Linked DNA regions of Mus musculus: region 2 is linked to region 1. A link is a loop called in an ENCODE intact Hi-C map of the cell type or tissue named here. Cell type or tissue: heart. All regions are shown on one strand. Each heading gives the region's core, and the rest is flanking DNA. Links, peaks and the distances in the headings are about the cores only. Region 1 overlaps Arsb (arylsulfatase B). Region 2 overlaps Arsb (arylsulfatase B).

Region 1 (10,787 bases), core at 1,793-9,792:
AGCTCCTGGAGCACAGCCATGGACACAAGGCAGGCCTTTCCCTTTTAGTAGATACTTGGTGGAAATGTCTTCAGATTCACCTGAAGGCATGCCTTGTCAATCTCCTGTCAATCTAATCAAGATGACAAAATCAGCCATTATGGTAACCAATTCAATGGTATTGGTTACACTCAGTGTTAGGTAACTGAAATCACTACCTCCTTCTATACTTTCTTCAGAAATCCTGTACCCCTGGGCAATGTCTTCCCACTCTTCACTCCCCAAGACCTTAGTAATAGGTTACACTCTTTTTTCCTCTATGAATTTGAATCTGCATGTTCTTTGAAACTTTTTCTTTTCTTTTCTATTTTTTATACATTTATTTATTTAGTATGTGTTGGGGCCTGAAGTCACCACATGTGTGCTGTGGCTGAAGAGACCAATATTGGCTAAGAACCCCCCAAGACCAAGTTCTCAGGCCAAAGGAGGTTTATTTGCCCCAGGGGGACAAAGGGCAGAGAATAAGAGAAAGATAGGAGAGAGAGAGAGAGAGAGAGAGAGAGAGAGAGAGAGAGAGAGAGAGAGAGAGAAAAGGAGAAGGTACAAGGGACAAGGGGAGGAATATCTGTCCTGGAGTGGGACCAAGGACTGCCTCAGGATAGAGAGGAGACAAACATGGCCCATAGGAAAATGGTGGCTTATAAAGGTGAAAGGGGAACCCCATGTTAAGATGAGGTGTTTAATTTTAATTGACATCTTAATTAGGTGAGTCAAAAGGGGCTTTTGATTGCTGAATTTCAGTATTTTGATAGCTGGACCTTGGTAGTCAGCTTCAGGAGGAGGAAGTAGCCAAATAAGGGAATAGCCTTGGGGGCTAGCCTTAGGAATGTAACCTAACGGTTTAGCAAGGCAGAGGGAATGGGGAGAGAAGGGCAAGGCTTGCCAGAGCCATGCTCATCACACCCAAGCTGCCCAGAGTCCCTTCAGTGGCACAGGGAGGGCAGAGGACCAGTTGTGGGGTCAGCTTTCTCCTTCCACAATGGAGTTCCTGAGGCCTGAACTTAGGTCACCAGCCTCAGCAGCAAGCACCTTTGCTTACTCATTGGCCCTGTATTTTCCTGTTCTTAATAATTCACGCCACTGGGATTACGCAGTATTTGTCCTTCATGCTCAATGTCTTCCACTTCTCATAATGTTTTCAAAGTTGTGGTGGGTTAAATAGGAACGGCCCCCATAGACTCATCTGTTTGAATGCGTGGGTCATAGGGAGTGTCACTATTAGGAGGTGTGGTCTTGTTGGAGGAGGTGTGTCACTGTGGAGGCAGGCTTTGAGGTCTCAAAGCTACACCTAGTGTGACACACAGTCTCCTTCTGCTCCCTGTGGATCAAGTTGTAGAGCTCTCAGCTCTTTCGCCAGCCCCATGTCTGCCTGCACGCTGCCATGTTTCCTGCCGTGAGGATAACGGATGAACCTCTGATCCTGTAAGCCAGCCCCAATGAAATGTTTTCCTTTAGAAGAGTTGCCATGGTCATGGTGGCTCTTCACAGTAATGAACCCCTAACTAAGATAAAAGTTAATACAAATTATAGAATGTATGAAAACTCCATTTCTTTTTGTGACTGGGAGACACTCTGCTTTGTATATACCATGTTTTATTACCCACTTATGTGTTGATGGATATTTGAGCTGATCCTTTAATGAATCCTGTAAAGAAGACATAAAATGGATGTAGGGAGATGGTGCGGCTGTTAAGAGCACTGCCCAATCTTCCAGAGAACGCAGGTTCAGCTTTTCCACCTAAGGCAGAAGGCTCCCAGCTGTCCGTTAACTCCAGTTGAAGGGGACCTCACATCTTTTGGCTTCTCTGGCACCCATATGCACATTCATGCACGTGCATGTCTCTCATTGTGGATGTGTGTATGAAGTGGGTGTTTATGACATGGCACAGATGTTGGAGGGCACACCTCTGGAGTCAGTCCTCTCTCTCCACCCTTCTATGAGGTCAGGTGTCCATCTTGCGGGGTAAGCTGTCTATCCTTTGAGCAACCTCAATGGCCCTGACATATTACAAAAACTCTTATATTTTTACTGTATTTGTGTAAGATATGTGTTGAGATATAATCCACATAATATAAAACTGGCAACTTCTTAGTCTCACTGATTCGGTGGAGTGTGAAGCCTGCATCTCATTCAGCTTTTCTTACCTAACTGCTCACCCTTGAATGTGATTAAAAGCAGTGTTTGTTTTTTGCAAAAAAACAAAAACAAAAACAAAAAACTGGCAAGTTAAAAAAAAACCATGGCAGTGCTTCTATTATACAAGTCTTATCTTTTTCCTTGCCTTAAAGCATACCAGCACCTTGGGGACATTTGTGACATTCAACTACCACTGCTCCAAGCTCCTGAACTTTCAACCATCACAAGGAGAGACCCCATGTCCAAGGCTGACATAGTTTTAGAAAGATTTTATTTTATTTTGTTCCTCAAATCTGGAACAATCATGGCATAACAAAGGAGTAAGTTCACAAGTTAAATAAAATCTTCAAGGTTAAACAAAATTGGAAAGAACTAACATTAATATCTCTAAAAATAGGTTATCAAGCTTTTACTTTTGTATCAAACATGAAAATCCAATGAGATATAATCTGAGACATATTCCATTCTATTTGTTTTATCAGACAAAACCTCCAGTTATTTTTAAGAATCACTTTCTGAAAGTCTTCTTAAATCCATTAGTTATGCTAATATTCCAAACACTGCCTACAGTCACAGCTGGAACTGAGGACAGCTGTTCTGAGAACACTAAGGAACGATCAGGTAGGTGTTATGAAGTAGGGACCGTCAGTCCACCTATAGCTACAGGAGGACACAGGAGGAGTATTCAGACTCATGTCACTCAGACTCTGTCACAGTCTTTGGAGTAAAAAGTGTCCTAATGGCAGGCTATATGTCAGCCAAGTTGGGTAAAGGTTGGTAAAAGATGTCATTAGCCATAGTACCATTTTCTTATAATACTCTTACCATAATAAAATACAGAATATTAATGACCAGGAGATGCTGCTACTGAACTGAAGATGACTGTGCATATCATATTATTTGGTGGTTTTAATTCCTAGTGTGCAGTGAAGAATGGAAATGGAGATTGCTGGCAAAGGAGACTTCCCGGGAAGCAGAATTCTCTTTTGTCTACCTGCAGAGGCCATCACAGACCTGCCATTCATTGACTGCCCAGATCATTCTCCCGCTAGCGCAGAGGTGGGAGGGGACAGCTTGAGGACAGAATCGGAAGGGCTGGAGGATATTTATTCTGCCCTTACAGTCAGCTCACTGGACTAGTAAATGCCAGGTAACTCTTTCTCGTTTACTTTGTTTATTAATTCATTTTTAAAAAGTACTGGCTATCTATTATGTCGCAGACATGGTTGCTGATGTTGGTGATAAACTGTGAATGAGACAGAGGTGTTAATGAGAAGTACCACTGGGTTTGACACACCCTGCTGCGAATCTGGTGGACTCACATCGGTAAGATGTATGAGGGTCTGAGAAAGGGCTGACAGTCAAATAGTGTATCCTCATTCTCCAAGCCCAGAATCCAGAGCCCCAGAACAGGGCAGTGAAACAGAGAATGAAAGGGACATGGATGGTGTCTCCTCTGCCTTACTGAGGCCAACATTCCATGGCCACTTCCTTTCTGAGACTGCTCAGGGCGAAGAAGTGCTATCCTGGCCTTTCTTGCCACTGCTTGAGAAAACAGCATAGACCATGGCATAGTGGGAGATATAGCCACAATCTTGACAGATTCCATGCAACTGTGAATAATCCTCCTTAGCAGATGCCACAGACCCACAACTCCCATTAGCATGGACACAGAATGACCAGTCCACCTCCTCTGGGCAGGGCTTAGGACTATCCTAAAGCTCAGAATGGGTGAAGCAGAGGGGAGAGAGACCTCAGGCACAGGACAGTGAAGTCCAAAGGCATGACAGGAACAGAGCCACACAAGCTGGGTAGCAGAAGTCTAGACAGAATGAGCAATAGTGGGTGGGGGTGGGGGTGGAGATAAAAACACATTTAGTTATCATGGAAACCAAAACCACGGCACAGGCATGTCTCCATGCTGGCTTACTGCAATGGGCTGTGCGCTCCACAGGAAGATGAGTGAGCGGATGGGTTAGGGCTAGGGCTAGGGCTAGGGCTAGGGCTAGGGTTAGGGTTAGGGTTAGGGTTAGGGTTAGGGTTAGGGTTAGGGTTAGGGTCATGGGTGCGGAAAGCCCGAGTAAGAGCTCACAGACAGGGAGCACTCACAGCCAACAGAACCACTAGCAACATCTGCTCCCTGCCTTTGTTACAAGAAATGTGTCTTGCCAATAAAGCTGGTTATTAGCAGAGGGAGTTCTAACAGCTGACTTGTGAAGCAAAAAGAGCCAGCTGTCCTGGCCTCCAGGACTCAGGGATAACTTCCTATGTCAAGTTCCCAGCGTCTGTAGTTTAGGAAGCAGGATGAACCCGGCCACCCTGGCCCCAGACACTAACTCCAGCCAACAGCAAGATCCTTCCAGATTTTACTGGCTTTTAGAATGTACTGTGGGTTGAAATTGGACTCCTTTGGTGGGTTATGTAGCATGAGGGCCAGGTGACAGGGTGGGGGATGATAAAGAAGAGAAGCCAGGGGAGTAGGGGCCTGAGGTCTAGCCTGCCCAGAAATGGGCTCCAGCCCCCCTTACTCCCCAGAGCCCTACATCCAGGGGCTCCACACACCAGTGCTCTTGGGATCGCAGCGGGGGTCCAAGGGTGGGAAGTGAGAAGGCACAGAATGTTCATGGTAGTACTGCAGGCGGGAAAGAAGGTTCTGGACGATGTGGGGGTGCTCTCGGGACACGTCGTGTCTTTCTTCAGGGTCCTGATTGATATCAAAAAGCCAGAGAGTCTTGGTTGGTGGGTCCACTGGAGGTATCTCAGAGACGTTGGACTGAGACGGAGGCGGGAACCAGTAACCACAGCCTGGTAAAGAAATTAAACTTTAGTGTGTGTGTGTGTGGGGGGCACTGTTGGTGGGTTCTAATTTCAGGAATCTGGGTACAAGGCTTCCTTGGCTTTGTGGGTATGGTCGTACATCAAGAAACAAACAAAAAACCTGTGCCTTCTGATGTCGAGTTCAGAATACGATTTCCATGCCATGATGATACGGATCCTATAGCGTTACAAGGGACATTAAAAACTATATGTGGGGTGGAAGCAGGATGGGGGTGTTAGTTGTCACGATGGCTGGGGCAATGAGGGTACTCCTGCTATCAAGCAACAGCACAGTAATTCTAAGATCTCTCGCAATGCATGGGACAGTCCCAAACAATGAACTGTCATTGTAAACACCAAGAACACTCACGAACTAAGCATTGCTACACTGCATCAGAGCCTGTGGAAATATCCCATATTTACAAAACAGTGAAGCTGTCCCTTTCTAAGGAAGGGGGAGGGGAAGCAGACTCTCCCCAGCCAGAGAATTGGTGAAGATCTACAGCTGGCTGGGTGTGCTATGTTTGACAGTCACACATGTCTAAAAATCCATATATGTTTATGAAGCACCCAAGTGGGATTTTCTCCTCTTAACCCCACTACAGATGACATCATCATCATCATCAACAACAACAAATATCAACTCGGAGGACGGTCAGAATGAGCAGCGGAAGCCACTCCCCCACCCTGCAGCTTCAGAGATATATTACAAAAAAAAAGTGAGTCAGCTCTCATTTTGGTGAGCGTTCTCTCACTGTTCTGTTTGGTGGGAAGTCTACTTAGGCAGACAACAGAAGTTGTGTAATATGGACCAGACAGAGGCTTAAAAGAAGGCCATGAAACCACAAGCAGATAGCTGCTTCCTTAAGATCTGCAGGGACTGTAAAAGATCTGAAGGACTAGTTGACATTTCAGATGTCTGAGCAAACTGAGGGGTTGGCAGGGAGCCTTGAGGAGCCGGCTAGGCAAGGAGGAGGAGGAGGGTGTAGCCAGTGATAAGGACTTCCCTTTCTATGGACACAGTCCAGGGAATGAAGGCCCAGAGGACAGGCTGAGGACACTGCCCTACTCTGGTGGCCACAGGAAGGGAGCGAAGCATTCTACCTGGGTGGCCCGTGAGGAGTTTCCAATTTTTGTATCTGATCCCAGCATGGATAGACGTGTTAAAGGCAGAATGTTCTAACGGAAAAGAATCGTCCTTTGCTGGAGTCATGTTCTTGCCAGGACCTGGGAAGAAATAGTTTGGAAGAATTAGATTGCTGTTATTGGCCTGTGTCATTATAAATCAACATTTTATACCCTTCTTGCAGAACAGTAGCCTTTGTTCAACACCAGAGTACAAATGTGTGTCCTGCCACAGAAACGAATCTTTTATTAAATACAAACACAAAGTATAGTTACATTAGATGTCAGTCATAAACCACCACAAATATAAAGGAAATCCCAAGGAGATTAGAAGGCTAATCCATCCTTAAAATCATTGCCTCCCGCCAACATGCAGAGCCATGTGCATAGCAGTGTCTACTACAGGAACGGAGCTGGGCAGCGGTTGTGTGCACAAGCATGAGTGTGTGGTATGGGTGTGTGTGCATGAGCACGCACGTGTGTGTGTGTGCATGAGTGTGCAAGAATATGTGTGTTCTTTTTCCTCTTAAATGTGTAAGTGAAATACATTTTCTGCGAATGGTTGTACCTTTGCAGATAGTATATAAAATTATAAAATGCACATTTTTTGAAGTCTCTGACAAGCTAGGAGAGGTTAAGCATAGTACAAAAAAACTACAGATGCATTTCTTTTTAAACCATTCATGAAATGTAAAAATTAGTGAGCAGTGTTTTTAACTATTCAACAGAATAACTATGGGTATAGAAACTGTTTGAGCATATAAAGTAGTGGTGGTTTGAATGGGTTTGGGCTCCGGAGACTTAAGCATTTGAATGCTTGCCACTATCAGGAGGTGTGACCTTGTTGGAGGAAGTGTGTCACTGTGGGGTGGGCTTTAACGTCTCCTAATGCCCAAGCTTTCCCCAGAGTGGAATTAGGGAGCCTCTTCCTGGCTGCCCAGGAAGACAGTCTCCTGCTGCTTTTGGATCAAGATGTAGAACTCTCAGCTCCTCCTACACCATGCCTGACTGCACACTGCCAAGCTCCCTGCCATGATAAAGGACTGAACCTCTGAACCTGTAAGCCAGCCTCAACGAAATGCTTTCCTTTATACAGTTGCCTTGGTTGGGGTGTCTCTTCACAGCAAGGGAAAGCCTAACTAAGACACATGGATTATATTAATTTATCATTTTAAGGTCTTATAGCAGTTGATCAAGTTTCTGAGGGGGCAGTTATTAATATTCATCCTCCTCTCAAGTTTAGAACCCATTAAGAGCCAGAGCCAGGGCTGGAGAGATGGCTCAGCAGTTAAGAGCACTGACTGTTTTTACAGAGGTCCTGAGTTCAATTCCCAGCAACCACATGGTGGCTCGCAACCATCTGTAATGAGATCCAATGTCCTCTTCTGGTGTGTCTGAAGACAGTGACAGTGTATTCATATACTCATATAAACACAATTAATAAATCTTAAAAAAAAAAAGAGCCAGAGCCAGAGCCAGATAGACTGAGCTTAATTATCACCTCTCTAGTGATGAAACTGCCTCTAGAGAATGTGGCTTTGGCTCACAGTAGAAAGAGCTGTGCGAGTGGCTGGCCCTTGGCTTTCACTTAGCTATAGTAACTGGACAATCTCAGGGCTCCCTTACAGCACACGGTGAGGATCAGACTGCAAACATCTGGTGTGGGGAGCCGTGAGCAATTGCCATCATGAGCCTCCGCTGTGCCTAACTGGTAAACAAGTAATGTGTGCAGGTGCAAGAGTAAATTCGTGCCAAGTCACTGCCCATCCCGGGGCGTAGTAGTGGGGTAATGAGTGAGCAGCTAATCAGGAGCTGACACATCACATGGAGGGGTATATAAGCAGCATCATTTTCCTTGTTCATTGTTCTTCTTTCGCCTATGCAATCAATGCTCTCCCAATAAATGTGTGCAGAAGGATCCTGTTGCAGCGTCGTTCTTCCTGGCCAGTTGAGCGCGTGCAAGAATCTGGGACACACGCTGGCTCTCACTTAGACCCAGGAAAGGGTTTCAGCTGAGCACACTCAGTCTGTTCTTTCTGGCTAACTTCTTCTCTCATCTGTACAGGTCCCTTTAGCTGAGGACATTGCTGACCCGTGATGACAAGGGATGGGTGTACTCATGACCATGAGTACATATTTACATATCTATAAGCTTCAACTTTTGGACCTCACTGAATACTATTTAGTCTGTTTTAAGTTCACATTTCTTTCTTAACTTTTCAAATGTAGTCAAGGCAGTTGTCCTGGGAATACTTCAGAAGGTCCCCTTGTTTTACTGAACAAGTAGACAGGTTAGTAAGTGCATGCCAGGCTGTGTGGTTATGCCTGTAAAAGTGCAGACTCAAAGACAATGAAGTAAAACAGGGCTGGGGGCAGAGCTTAGCTGCAGAGCCCTTGCCTAAGACAGTCAAGACCCCAGCACCTGCCAGAGCACAGACCAAAACAAGGAAGTCCACACTCCACCGAGGAGGTGAAAGGCAGATGGGAGTTCAAGACCAGGCCAGTCAAAGGACAACAAAACTTGGTATGTTGTGCCATGCTCTACAGAGCTTCAGGGCTCCCTGGATTTGATGCAGGGTTTGGCACAGGTTCTGCAGGCCATGGAAAAGGTGAAAGTCCTATCCCTTGCCAGTCTTTCCAAGTCTGGGCACCGATCCAGCACACATCAGCGGTTTCAGTCTTAATAGGCACCCACAAGGAAAACCTGGCTAATTTCTTGCTTCTTTGCTTGCAAATATTTTGGCTGTAACACAAACGGATGCTTCTAGTGATGGAGACAGGTGGAGATGTGCATCACAGGAAGGGGGTTCATGGCTGGCGCACAGGCTTGGATAAAACCGTGAATCTCCCTCACGAGTTTGTATAAAGGGCACATTTCAATATCAAACATTTTGGGTATTAAATAAAACAAGCATGACTTGGTGAACATAAACAGAAGGGAGGGAGCTGCTATTGCTGCACTACTTACATTTATATACATGTTTTTCTGAAAACAAACAGGAGCAGAGAATACCTAAACGACACGTCTAGACTAAATGATGAATGATACTATTATCTCAACTTTATTTCTCTGCTTTTGAGTGACTGAACACAGAGAGCATGTCAAAGGATACTAACTCCCTAGAACGGTCACCATGTGAACAGATGTTAATAGTTGGCCACATTTCCTTCAAAAAACTGCTCTTACATTTTATTTATTTTACACAAATTTGTTTGTGTGCGTGTGGGTGTATGTGTGTGCTTGTGTATGTGCATATGTGTGCACAGGCGTGCATGTGTCACCGTGGCATGTGGAGATCAGTGAACAGCTTGAGTTATTTCTCTCCCTCCATCATGTGGATCCAGGGGCTTGAACTGAGGTTGTCTGGCTTGGCGGCAGGCGCCCTTTACCCAAGGAGCCACCCCCAGCCCCACACTGCTTTTTTAACAAAAGAAACTGGACAACAAGATCAAGTTGAAGTCTCCTTTGTTGTCTGTTGTTGCCATCAGTTGTCTGTTCCACATGCTGTTGTTCCTATAGCTTCTAGGCATCCTCAGACATTTCAAAGTGCAGGCCCATGTGCGTGTGTTGAGGAATATGCACAGCCCTGTGTCATACTTTACACACATGTGTTATTATACACATGCTATAACTATCATTCCCTCTCTAGAGTTTTGTAATTATATAAGTGCACGTATGCCTCTTCACTGTTTAAATTCACTATACAACATACCTCAGCATGTTAATCTGTTTCTCTGTTGATGTTCTCAGCCCACTTCATTTTGTGTCTGGTATTGATTACCCCACGTGAGTACTACTGCCAACTTCTTACACAAGGAATGGAGCTTCTCTGGGGTCTGTGTCTAGAACTGACCACTTGAAGGTCCATGCTTTTCCAACACAGCAATTGGCTCTCCTATCAGATGATCCCCATTCCTCTGAGTCCTGTACCACCTAAAAATTCTTGAAAGAACTTCATCTTTGTGAAGAATTTATTCAACAAGAACCATTTTTTCAGTGCTAAAGAAAGGAGTTCTTATACACACCCTTCTACAGCCCTGTAGGGAAAATAGTGCAGATCACAGATGCACAGCCTGACAGAGAGGAGGTTGAGCATCACCAGGGTGTCGGACCCGTGGCTGGGCTTCCAGACACTCCCTCCTCTCTCCAAGGGACCTGTGACTTATCTCTGGACAGCAAAGACGCCCTCTGCCTGCTTTTGAACTCTCTGTGAACAGAGAGTATGCAGTATTTTACCTTTACTTCTGGCTCCTTTTAATTCAAAAATGTTTAGTCTGATAAGTCATGCCCACAAAACTGTTACATGATTAATTAAATCATATGTAGCAACGGGAACCAGCCTGGTTTGGCTGCTTCCTCCACTGCCATCACTGGAGACAGTCCACTGGTGAAAAGCCAACACCTTTATCTTACGTTGGATTTTGAAACCCACGAAGAGGTGATTTCTGTCTATGAAGAAGGGTAGGAATCAAGAGTCTTCCTTTTCTTCTTCTTCTTCTTCTTCTTCTTCTTCTTCTTCTTCTTCTTCTTCTTCTTCTTCTCCTTCTCCTTCTCCTTCTCCTTCTCCTTCTCCTTCTCCTTCTTCTTCTTCTTCTTTCAGATATGGATTTTAACTATTTAAACATCATTCAGTGCAAAAGGCTGTCTTCTCTGCACTCATCTGTTGTG
Region 2 (10,787 bases), core at 1,312-9,311, 84 kb after region 1:
ACAGCCTAGTTACCTTTTGTGTAAAGGTAACTAGGTCTTCAGCAAGAGCAGTACAAGCTCTTTTTTTAAAGTGATAATTTATTCATTTTTATTTTATGTGCATTGGCGTTTTGCCTGTATGTCTGTGTGAGGGTGTTAGACTCCTCAGAACTGAGCTGCCATGTGGGTGCTGGGAATGGAACCCAGGTCCTCAGGAGGAGCATTCAAGACTTTCAACATTTGAGCCATCTCTCCAGCATGCCCCTCCCCCAGCAATCTTAAAGGCTGAAGTATCTTTCTGGATGTTAACTCCTTGATTATTCATGACCCTGTCTTGCCTCCCCATCTTTTCAAATGGTAGTCAGGGTTTCAAGGACTTTGCCTAAGAGTGTCCAGACTCTAAAAAGTGAGGCATGGTATACTTTCCAGCTGTTTTACCTTTTAGAGTGCATTCAAGGATAGGTTTCCACGAAACTCTTGTTAAATGGTTCTCGAAGAAGATGATGAAAATCTCCCCTGCCTCTAGCTCTCTACTCCTCTCCCACTGGATACTGTGCTCCAGTGCCAGAGATAACCAGGCTCCAACACGACATGTAACTGATAAAAGACCTTTAATCCTCTATGAGTTCCAGCGTGAATAAGCTTGGGCAAAGTAATGGATGAGTGTGCCTGCACTGGAAAACAATGCATGCTGCAGGAGATGAGAACTGGGGTTCACAGCTCAGGAGAAAACTCAGGGGCGCCTCACTTGGTGACCCAATGCTCCTTCAGAAGAGGACAGCAGACCTTTTAAGATTTGTCTTGGAGCACTGAGCATGGTGACACATGCCTTGAATCCCAGCACTCTGAAGACAGACACAGGTGGATCTTTGAGATCTAGATCAGCCTAGTCTACACAGTGAGTTCCAGGATAGCCAGAGCTACACACACACACACACACACACACACACACACACACACACACACACACACAGAGAGAGAGAGAGAGAGAGACAGAGACAGAGACAGAGACAGAGACAGAGACAGAGACAGAGACAGAGCCCTGGAAGAAAACTTCTAGCACTGAAACTGGTGTCTGAATTATCAACCCATTCTCTAGTAACCAGAGCCCTTTCTTAATTGGGAAAGGCAACGGCTTCTTCAAAGCCTACAAACAGGGCAGCTGGGAGGAGAAGTGGGCCCAGTCCCTTCCTTCTCTGCAGGTTGGCGAGATGAAACTTTATTCACAGCACACCAGGGAAGGCAGGGAAGGGCTTCACTTCTCTTATGAGCCAGGTGAGGGCTCAGGACTAAGCACTGAGTTTGGACTATAGAGAAGAAGCAGTGGTATTTCTTGTGTTCCAAATTTGTAGAATCATATTTCTTTCCAAAGTACCCAGGTGCTAAGGTAACTTCATACAAATACTTAGATATGCAAATATATGCAAAAATTTTATGTGCATGCATATTATACTTAAGCATTACTTTTCAAAACCACCATTGTTCAAGTGAATCATAAGAGGGTAGTAGGACTAACTTGCTCCATAGAACATTCCACACAGAACTCTCTTGTCCTTGGGGATGCTAAGACATCCTGTGGATACCTGAAACCCGGGGAACCACACTCTGTTTTTTTCCTATACATACACCTATAATAAAGTCCAATTTATTTTCCTTTAATTTTTATTTTTTATTTTTATATGTATGGGTGTTTCATCTGCATGTATGTCTGTGCAACATGTGCATGCCTGTGAGCCACCATGTGGGGACTGGGAACTGAACCCAGTTTCTCTGGAAGAGCAGCCAGTGTTCTTAACTGCTGACCCATTTCTCCTGCCGCATAAAGTATGGTTTCTAAGTTAGGCACAGTCACTATCAACAACAATAACAATGAAATAGAACAATTATAGTATACTGTTGTAAAAGTTATTTTAAAAGTGTTCAGTGGCAAAGGCTGTTGTCCTAGCTGAGGAAGGAAGATGTTTCTCAGTCCAGGCATTTGAGAGCAGCCTAGATGATACAGAAAGACCCAATCTCAAAGCTTTGTGCCTGTGGTTGCTCTTGTGTACCTGGTTACCACACTATATGTGCATGAAGGAACATTCCACATACCAGTGGGACAGAAGACTGCATTGCACTACAAGTTTCCATGCAGAAGGAAGTGCAGTTTAAAACTTGGAAGCTGCCGGGCGTGGTGGCACACGCCTTTAATCCCAGCACTTGGGAGGCAGAGGCAGGCGGATTTCTGAGTTCGAGGCCAGCCTGGTCTACAAAGTGAGTTCCAGGACAGCCAGGGCTATACAGAGAAACCCTGTCTTGAAAAAAAACAAAAACAAAAACAAAAATTTGGAAGCTATTTATTTTGTAAGTTTCCACTTACTATTTTTCAGACCATGGTGGACATAGTGGACTGAAACAGAGCCCTAAGCATTGAATACAGAGGACTCTATAATACAGCACAGGGTGTCTATGGAAAACAATAACTCAAAACGTTTAAGTACTAACTCAACATCAGGTACCACTTGGATTTCACAAGATTCCAAAGCCTAAGATTAGACAGAGACATAACTGACAGCTAAGGGCAGCTACTCACTACTGGGTGACCAGGGACAGCATGCTACCTCAGTTTCTCCATCTTCCTTGTGAAGACTATAATTTCTTCCTCCTGTTTTAAGGTTAGAATAAAATTATACTTTTGTGGATATGACTGGTGCTGTTCTTATGAACCAATCATCTAATAAATACAGGAGCCAGTCACTGGGCAAATAGGAGGGACTTCTAGGTTGGACAGAGGAAAAGAGGAAGCAGGAGAGAGTTAGGTCCTCTTTGGACAGGGATAGCATGAGGACAAGATGTAATTATGAGTGTCTCCCAGTTTCAAAGGTGGATCCATTGGGATTTGCCACCTGATTTAAATTTAATAAGGCTTACAAGTTAGGATTTTAGTTGTTGCACCCAGCGATTGTGTTCCATTTTCCTTCATGCAGAGGCTCATCTGGGTTCAAGAGAGAAAGGGACAGTGGCAAAGTGTGGGTTTGCCTGAGGTGCAACAAAGGTCACAGGGCTTTGAAGCATGGGGCTGGTGTGGTAACCACCCATCTATGGGAACCTAGAGAGCTGGATGGAAAGATTTTGGAGCTCTGAGTCAGAGGTAAAAACAGGTCAGCCATTGCCCACCAGTGCATGGCCAGCCAGACCATCAAGGTAGAGAGGTGCCCGGAACAAGAGCAGGAGCTTGCTGAGTTCTTTATTTTTTATTTTATTTCCCACAGCATTATACCATTTAGGATTATTTTTGCCAAGGCTCCTAATTCCTGAGTGTTCAATAAATAGTTGTGACTATTATCATATCCACAGCTATTTCCAAAAGTCTAGATTATAATGATCTTGTGAAATGGAGAAGAGGAGGAAGAGGAGAAAGAGGAGGAGAAGGAGGAAGAGGAGGAGGAAGAAGAGGAGGAGGAAGAGGAAGAATAAGAAGAGGAGGAGGAAGAGGAAGAAGAGGAGGAGGAAGAAGAGGAGGAAGAGGGGGAGGAAGAAGAGGAGAAGGAAGAGGAGGAATAAGAAGAGGAGGAGGAGGAAGAGGAAGAAGAGGATGAAGAAGAGGAGGAGGAAGAGGAAGAAGAGGAGGAGGAAGAGGAAGAAGAGGAGGAAGAAGAAGAGGAGGAAGAAGAGGATAGAGGAGGAGGAGGAGAAGGAGGAGGAAGTAGCTGAGAATGGAAAAGCTAGGCATCTAGTGAGGACTTCTGAGCTCCAGTCTCTGCCTTATAGTGCCAGGGCCTGACATTCCTAGTGTAGTGTGGGCTTTTAAAAGAGCTTCATTTCCCTAAGCAAGGTATAAGCAACATCATCAGCCTAGCAGAGCTAATGCACTCCTCCCATGAGACAGAGGGAGGAGAGTCACTTCCAGGGGCCTCTTTTATTGCTATTATAAAAGATGTTTAGGATCCATTATCACAGAGGCTTCTCATGCAGTCTCTGACACATGCTCCTTTCTTTGCTTCACAGAGAAGAGTGTAGAGGGGTCTTAGGTTAGGCTAGATGAAGGTAAGATCTCTTCTGCATGTGCCTGGTGACAATGGATCTCATAATTTGATATCAAAGGTGTATATGACTTTTTCTTTAAACTCCATTGATTTCTTTCAATATTTATGTGTGTGTTCTTCTGTGAGTTCATGTGCACATGTGTGCAGGTGCCTGCAGAGGTCAGAAGGTAGCACTGGGTCTCTGGGAGCTGGAGTTATAAGCAGTAGTCAGGTGCTATGTGAATTCCTGAAACCAAGCCCCAGGCCTCTATAAAAGCTGTCAGGGCACTGAACCCCTTACCCACCTCTATGCATCCCGTATTGCATTTTCTCCCAACCCCAAACTCAAGGTTCAATCACTCATGCAAGTTTATAAAACACACATTCCAAATCACCTTCAATACTCAGAGTGTCAGACTCTATAGCCAATACATCAACACTTCAAAGAAGGAGCCCCACATGTGCTCAACAATACACTCGAAGCCGAGGAGTACTGAGAGTGGGAGAAATAGACTTCTTCAGTGAAGAGGACCCCAGCTGGCTATCAAACCCTAAGTGATCATCCCCCAAAACATACATACAAACAACACTATACAGACTGGAAGTGTATTTATATATTTAAGAGTATATATGTATATACATATATGCATAAAACATAATGAAAAAGGAGGCCATGAATTTGCGAGAGCGAGGAGGGGTATAAGGAAGAGTTTGGAGTGAGGAAAGGGAGGGGAGAAATGATGTACTTATACTATAAGCTCAAGAAATAAACTATTTTTAAAAAATGATCAAGAAGGGAATACTTATAACCTGGTGCCACGAATGGCTGGGGCAGCACAGATCCTGTTTTGCTCAGCTGTCTACACGCTGTAAACAGAAGTGCCACAGTACCACAGACGAGGCTGTTGTCTCTTTTTTAAGCAGACACCGTTCTTTGAAATACTAGTTACTATGTGGTTATCGGTCCCACATACTTGTGCTCAATGGAAAGTACTGGATGGTGGTAGCGGTGGAGATCAGAGGTGGTGGGGACAAGGGCGGCTGTGTCTGGGATCTGATCTATCTGATCGTAAGTAGTCTGAAGGAGTGAGTCAGAGAGGAAAACATTGTAAATCGAATCCGGCCACTGCCGCTACTGCAGGAACTCGCACCAGTCGGCCAGGGGCCAAGGCAGTGAGTAGTAGGACTGTTTCTGTGATTATCGCGCCACGCTGTTTCTGCCATTAGCAATGATAAGCCTCCCTAGCTCCGGTCAGCAACATGGCTTCCTCTGTCAGCTTTTCAAGAGTGCTTTAAGCAGAAAGTATTGTCAATTGCCACACCTATGATTTCCACCTGATTCTTCCATATGTGCTGGGGGGGGGGGGGTGGGGTGGTGGGGGTGGGGGTGGTGGAGTGGTGTAGGCTTCAGCGCCCCCTGGGGGTGGCACCTCTACACTGCAAGAATGCATGTGCTCTCATAAAACAGTAGAAAAGGGAGTTTCCTATATCCATCCAGATGAAGATTTTTACAAGGACTATTGAAATACCATACTTCAAGCATACCCCTTCTAATTCTCCCTCCTAAATCTCTACATAGCCAGGGTTAATTTTCTCCTGATAAGAATTCATTTTCAAAAGAAAATTTGGTTTAATTTCCTGACTGACTTTTGCAAAAGCTTCCAAATCAAAATAAGATGGTTCCAGCTTTGCAGGCTGGAAACTATGAAACTTTTTTTTCCAGAGAAATGTTCTTTTTTTTTTTTTTCCTTTCAGCAACATTTTGGCAGACACAAAACCTAATTATAAAACCTTTGCTGTCTAGAAAAGAACTGTCAAAATAAAACAAATGCTGTCAGATGTAGACTGCAAATCTCACTTTATTATTCATTATCAAATAAAAATAACTGTCAGAAACCATGGAAAAGCATCAGTTAGCCAAAAATCTGAGCAAAAACATCAAGTCTATGAAACTGACACCTCATCTGTATCCAGCTGATAAAAATTAAAATGGAGCCATGACAACATTGATTCTCAGGACCTCCCTCCCCCAGACAGTCCAGTGGCTTTGCTGTGTAGCCCAGGCTTCCCCAAGACCTCCTCCTCCCGCTGATCCAAAAAGCAAAGTGTCCTTCTTCACCCTCTCACCAGGCTTCTCTACAAGGGGCAACCTTGGGGGTGTGGTGGGTAAATGTAGAGAAACACCGTTCTGCAAAGGGAGGTGGGGTGGGGAGGCTCTTTGTCCCAGAGCTGTACCTGCTGGTTGATAGCCGACTCTTTTGGATTCATTTTCTACATTACTAAATGCAAAATAGAGAATTAATCTGTGTCTTAGTGTTATCTAAAGGTCTAGGGAAATTCAATATCCTTGCACTAAGATAGTCTGAGAACGTAGCCATCAAGCCGGATGCTCAAATGCACATTTGTCTGGCCACGTTCAAGCACCTCTGCCTGGGCTGGACGTGGACTTGCCACCTGCCTGGGGTAAGCTTGTCCCCCTCCTGGGCTCCTGGGCTAAGCAGGTTTCATCCAGTTGCCACCAGGGGTGGTTTTTTAAAGATCCAAACTCATGTATGTTTAAAGGCCCAGTTGACTGCCCATCACAGGAAAGCTGAGACTTCAACCCTGCTGACAGAAAGAATCCTTTACACGCATGGCCTCAGCCTGCTCTGTGGGCACCCAAGCCTATGAGTGCTTACGCTTCGGTCACGCACAACTAAGCTCTCCCACTGTTAGAATACACCATGACCTTTCAGGCTAACTCGCATAAACCGGTTTCCTCACATAAGCACATCCTCCTTCATGTCCGCTGGACTCAAACCTTAAGGCCTAAACGTCAGACCTCTTGTGAACCTGGCACTTAGTACCCCAAACCTCTCCAGGCCACACCCTTTTCTCCATCTTCTTTATTGGCTCTTTGTGGCTTTTTCCTCCTTATGCCTCTTTCCTCAGGGCTAAGAAGGAAGTTTATTGTTTGTGTTTGCAAGACCTCACAGAGGACCTGCTCACAGAAAAAGAACAAATACATGAAGAAAAGGCCACCAACTCCAAATAGCGAGTGAAGACTCTGAGAATTGACGCTGGACACTACACGGCTCTCTAAGGCCCTGCCCAGCCATTGCCTGACCTTGACCTTACAGAAAGAGGATGCTACTCTAATAGACAGATGACTATCAAGTGAGGTATCGGGCCCCAGTGAGGGTTTGAGCAAGTATCAAACCTGCAAATACAAGAATAGCTTGTCCCCTGGGTACCTGCTCAGTCATGCCGAGCGTCACGGGGGCTGCAGAAGAGCACTTTGGAAAACCCTGGTCTGGAAGAGGCTCTCCAGATTGCAGCTTAGCAAACCCATTTTCAGTTCTGCCATGTGGCAGAGCCCCCCTAGATTAGAACATGGCAGCCTGTGTATGAGACATACAAATTCCTCCTCTCATGGTATAAGTAAGACAAAGAGACAAGATCCCTTCTTCCTTTGTAAGCAGTAACCTGACCTGTCAAAAGAGATGAAATCAGACTGTTGGAGAGATGGCTGGGTGATCAACAGTACTCGCTACTTCTGCAGGGGACCCAGGTTTGGTTTTCGGGATCCTTGTAAGGCAGCTCACAACTGCCTGTAACCCCAGCTTCATGGCTCTGACAGCCCCCAAATAAATCTTAAAAAACAAAACAAAACAAAACAAAACCTGAAACCAGAAGGGCAGTCACATGGCCATTACAAAGCAGACAGCTCAGACACAAGGAGCAGGCAGAACAAGGGCCTTTTTCAATTATATGGGTTCTTGACATAATATCAAGACCTTTTTAGTCAAAGACTAATTATCTATCTTTCTTCCTTTTCCTTTTTTTGTATGTGGTGTGTGTGTGTGTGTGTGTGTGTGTGTGTGTGTGTGTGTGTGTGTGTGTAACTGATTGTCTCCTACATGTGAGGCAAGTGCTCTGTCACTGAACCCTGTCCTCAGCCCTCCTCTGACTTAGATTCATAAGAAATCAGGAGCAGAATGATGGCTAGGTGTGAACAAGATCTACCTAGCCATTTTGTGACTGTGATCACCTGTTTTCACTTCCACTTCGTTAATTTCACTGAAACACTTTCAAGGCAAGGGCTGTGAATCTGGGCAGGATATTTTATCCCTGAGCCTGGAAAGCAAAGATAACAAAACCCACCTTAACATGATGTCTGACACGGAAGCACTACCCAGGCATTAAGGCCCGGGTAAACCCGGATGTTGGAGCTATATTCCCAGGCACCATGCTTAGAGCCCTGCTAGATCACATGCTACACTGAGAGCAAGTTTTTGAAAGCGGAAGAGTGGACTGAATTATGGTGGGTTTTGTTGTTATTGGGGAAAACTCAGGAACTTTTTCTATTTGCATGGGTTTAAATGAAGTTCAGTGTGATTTAGTAAGGACGGCCCGAGATTCAAATGAAGCATCAGAAACTGAATATTTATCCAGATGTTCATCTGAGGCTCTCTAGGGGTTTGTGGTGGTTTCTTTACTCAAGGAAGATAAGTGCCAGAGACGCTGGCCTCCCTGGACACCCGCCTCAGCCTCCATCCTGACAGCAACCAGCGAGGGAGGATCCTGCTGAGCGGCTCCAAGAGGATGCTGGGAAGGTGAGTGATTTGGCAGCCATTCACCAAATAACTGACTCGGCCACCAGAGAGCTGAGATAAAGAAAGATGGATTTGAGGAAAGGCCAAACCAGGGCTGTGGGATTCACAAGAAGGATTGTAAGTGCGGAAATAGAGCAACTTCCTCATTCTGACGGCAGGGATGTCTATTGCTTGGAATACTGAGAGACCGCTGAGATTCTTATCTCTTCTTTGAAATGTACTAAGGGCAAAAAGATACAAAAGTCTGTTGAAAGACTGAAAACACTTGCTCTCTGAAAGTCATGAGGGGACTGGGAACCGGAAAAGTGTTCTAATTTACAACACTCTGGGCGCAGATAACTTTTTCGTAATTTAAAGCTTGGGTGTGCACAGGTTTGGGAGCTCCTCAGATGAAGCTGTAAGATCAGCACAAAGGGAGGCATGCGGCCTGCTCTCCGAAAGCATAACGATGCTACGCTTAATAACAATGCTACGCTTAATCTTTGTTCTCCAGGTCCTCTGAGAAGCAGTTCAGAAGGACCGAGTGGCTATTATACTAAGCAGAAGGACCAAGTATGTATTCTAGAAAAAACAAAAACAAAAATAAAACCTGTAAAATCTTCTGTCTTTCTTATAGTTTGCTCTTACAGAAAATGCTCAACTTTAAATTCTTTATTTAAAAAAAATTTTTTTTATCCTTTTTACAAACTTGCAGGCAAACTACATCTGGGGGCCCCTCGGGAGTGTTAGTGTTTACTGACCAATCATTTAACTCCTCTCCCAAACCTAAAAACCATTCTTGACGGTCAGGTAATTCTCCACGAGTCTGCAGCTTAGTCTTTCAGTAATACCAAACTGAGAAACAATAAGCTAATTACTGCAGAAGCACTCGAAGGTTTGGCAAGCTCAGGACAGCAGCAAGTAACTGAAAATCCTATGAACAGACAGGAAAAGAGACTTGTGGTTCAAAATAATAGATGTATTACTACATATGTGGTAGGGAAAATGCAGAGGCCAGTGAGTCTCGGAGATTGCTAAATCAGAGAAAGCTAGAATATTCCGTTTAGGTAAGCATTGGCTATTTTGCTTTTGTATTTCCAAATATGCAATATTAGTTACATGTGTCAAAACCTGCAGAGTTGCTGTTAACTAGCACTCTTAATATCAGCATCTTCCTGACTCTCTTTAGAGACTTAGAAAAGTCAGTGAGACCTGAACTAAGGGGCCCGGCAGTTCCACTTCCCGGGCAGTTCCATTTCCCCGGAGCCCTTCTCTGAAGCTTTGCCAGATGCTAAAGGATCCCACTGGTGGTTGGTGTCCAGCATCAGGACAGGCAGACAAACATTATAAGAACTGGCCAGCACTTCTGTCCGAAGAACAGAGGAGGAAACACTCAATGGTAGACAAAAAAAACTCCATAAGCCCAAACATGAAGCAGTCTGGTTAAAAATTTGAGATGCTGAGTGCAAGAAAAAGATTGTCTTTAGATGTGCAGATGACTCTTGCTCCAAGGCCAAAGGAAAAGAAAACTCTCTGAGTCCCCAGAATACTAGACTTTCATGTGGCCAGAGGCAGCCCTTGGGCCAGCACAGCAGGAGTGATGGTGAGCTTTGGTGATGCAGGAAATCCCAAGCAAGCACAAGAGCCACTTTAATGAGGATGACTGGAGAAAAAAAAAAAAAAAAAAAAAAGAGGTGAGAATTGGGCTGGACTCTGTGCCCAGCAAAGGCAGAGTAGGTTAACAAGGCAGGAAGTAGAGGCATGTGAACGGCCATGAACCAGGACGAAAGCAAGACCAAACAATCTGCTAAAGCAAAACAAATGTCCCTGTGTAGTCACAACAGGCTCACAGAGTCCAGCCTATCAGAGATGAGCGCAGGGACTGAAAAGTCTCACACTCAATTCTACTGATATGGGTGGCGTCCAGTCTCTGAGCAGGCTAAAATCTGCACCAGAATGCAGGCCACTCTCTCACTGAAGAATGGATGAAGAAAGACCTGAGTGTTAAAGATAAGCTGTGCACTGTGCCTGCTTTTCTAACATCAAGTGATCACTTTTCCTGTATAGTAAGGAGCTACTATATGAAACATATTAGAATAAACTGTTAGAATGAATATCCTCCATCATTAGCTAGTGAGAGGCTCAGGGCACAGTTAAGGATAGTTTAGACATAAGGAAAAGCATTTTATATTCCATATTCACATCATTGTTTCAATCTATATCGATATAA

Evidence for each region. Hi-C counts contacts between places; a loop is a spot of excess contacts. Peaks named below come from ENCODE experiments on the same cell type or tissue, not always from the same donor. Only the 100,000 strongest peaks of a DNase experiment are listed, where the experiment ranks them.
Region 2: it touches region 1 in a loop (2.0-fold over the local background); 3 of 42 quality-filtered maps call a loop at or near these places.

The regions. Positions count from the first base shown.
Region 1 is chr13:93,934,660-93,945,446 of GRCm38, reverse strand. Arsb (arylsulfatase B) reads right to left here. Exons shown (of 8, transcript NM_009712.3): 7 at 6,098-6,220; 8 at 2,431-4,981. The coding sequence ends at 4,716. Among named protein-coding and RNA genes, the nearest start is that of Lhfpl2, 120 kb to the left of the region's middle. In heart, for the core only: a CTCF peak has its summit at 6,085; DNase peaks (open chromatin) are centred at 4,386 and 5,936; H3K27ac peaks cover 1,099 bases.
Region 2 is chr13:93,850,419-93,861,205 of GRCm38, reverse strand. All of the region lies in intron 4 of Arsb (arylsulfatase B), which reads right to left. Among named protein-coding and RNA genes, the nearest start is that of Mir5624, 65 kb to the right of the region's middle. In heart, for the core only: CTCF peaks have their summits at 5,255 and 5,454; DNase peaks (open chromatin) are centred at 5,175 and 8,575; H3K4me3 peaks cover 532 bases; H3K27ac peaks cover 895 bases.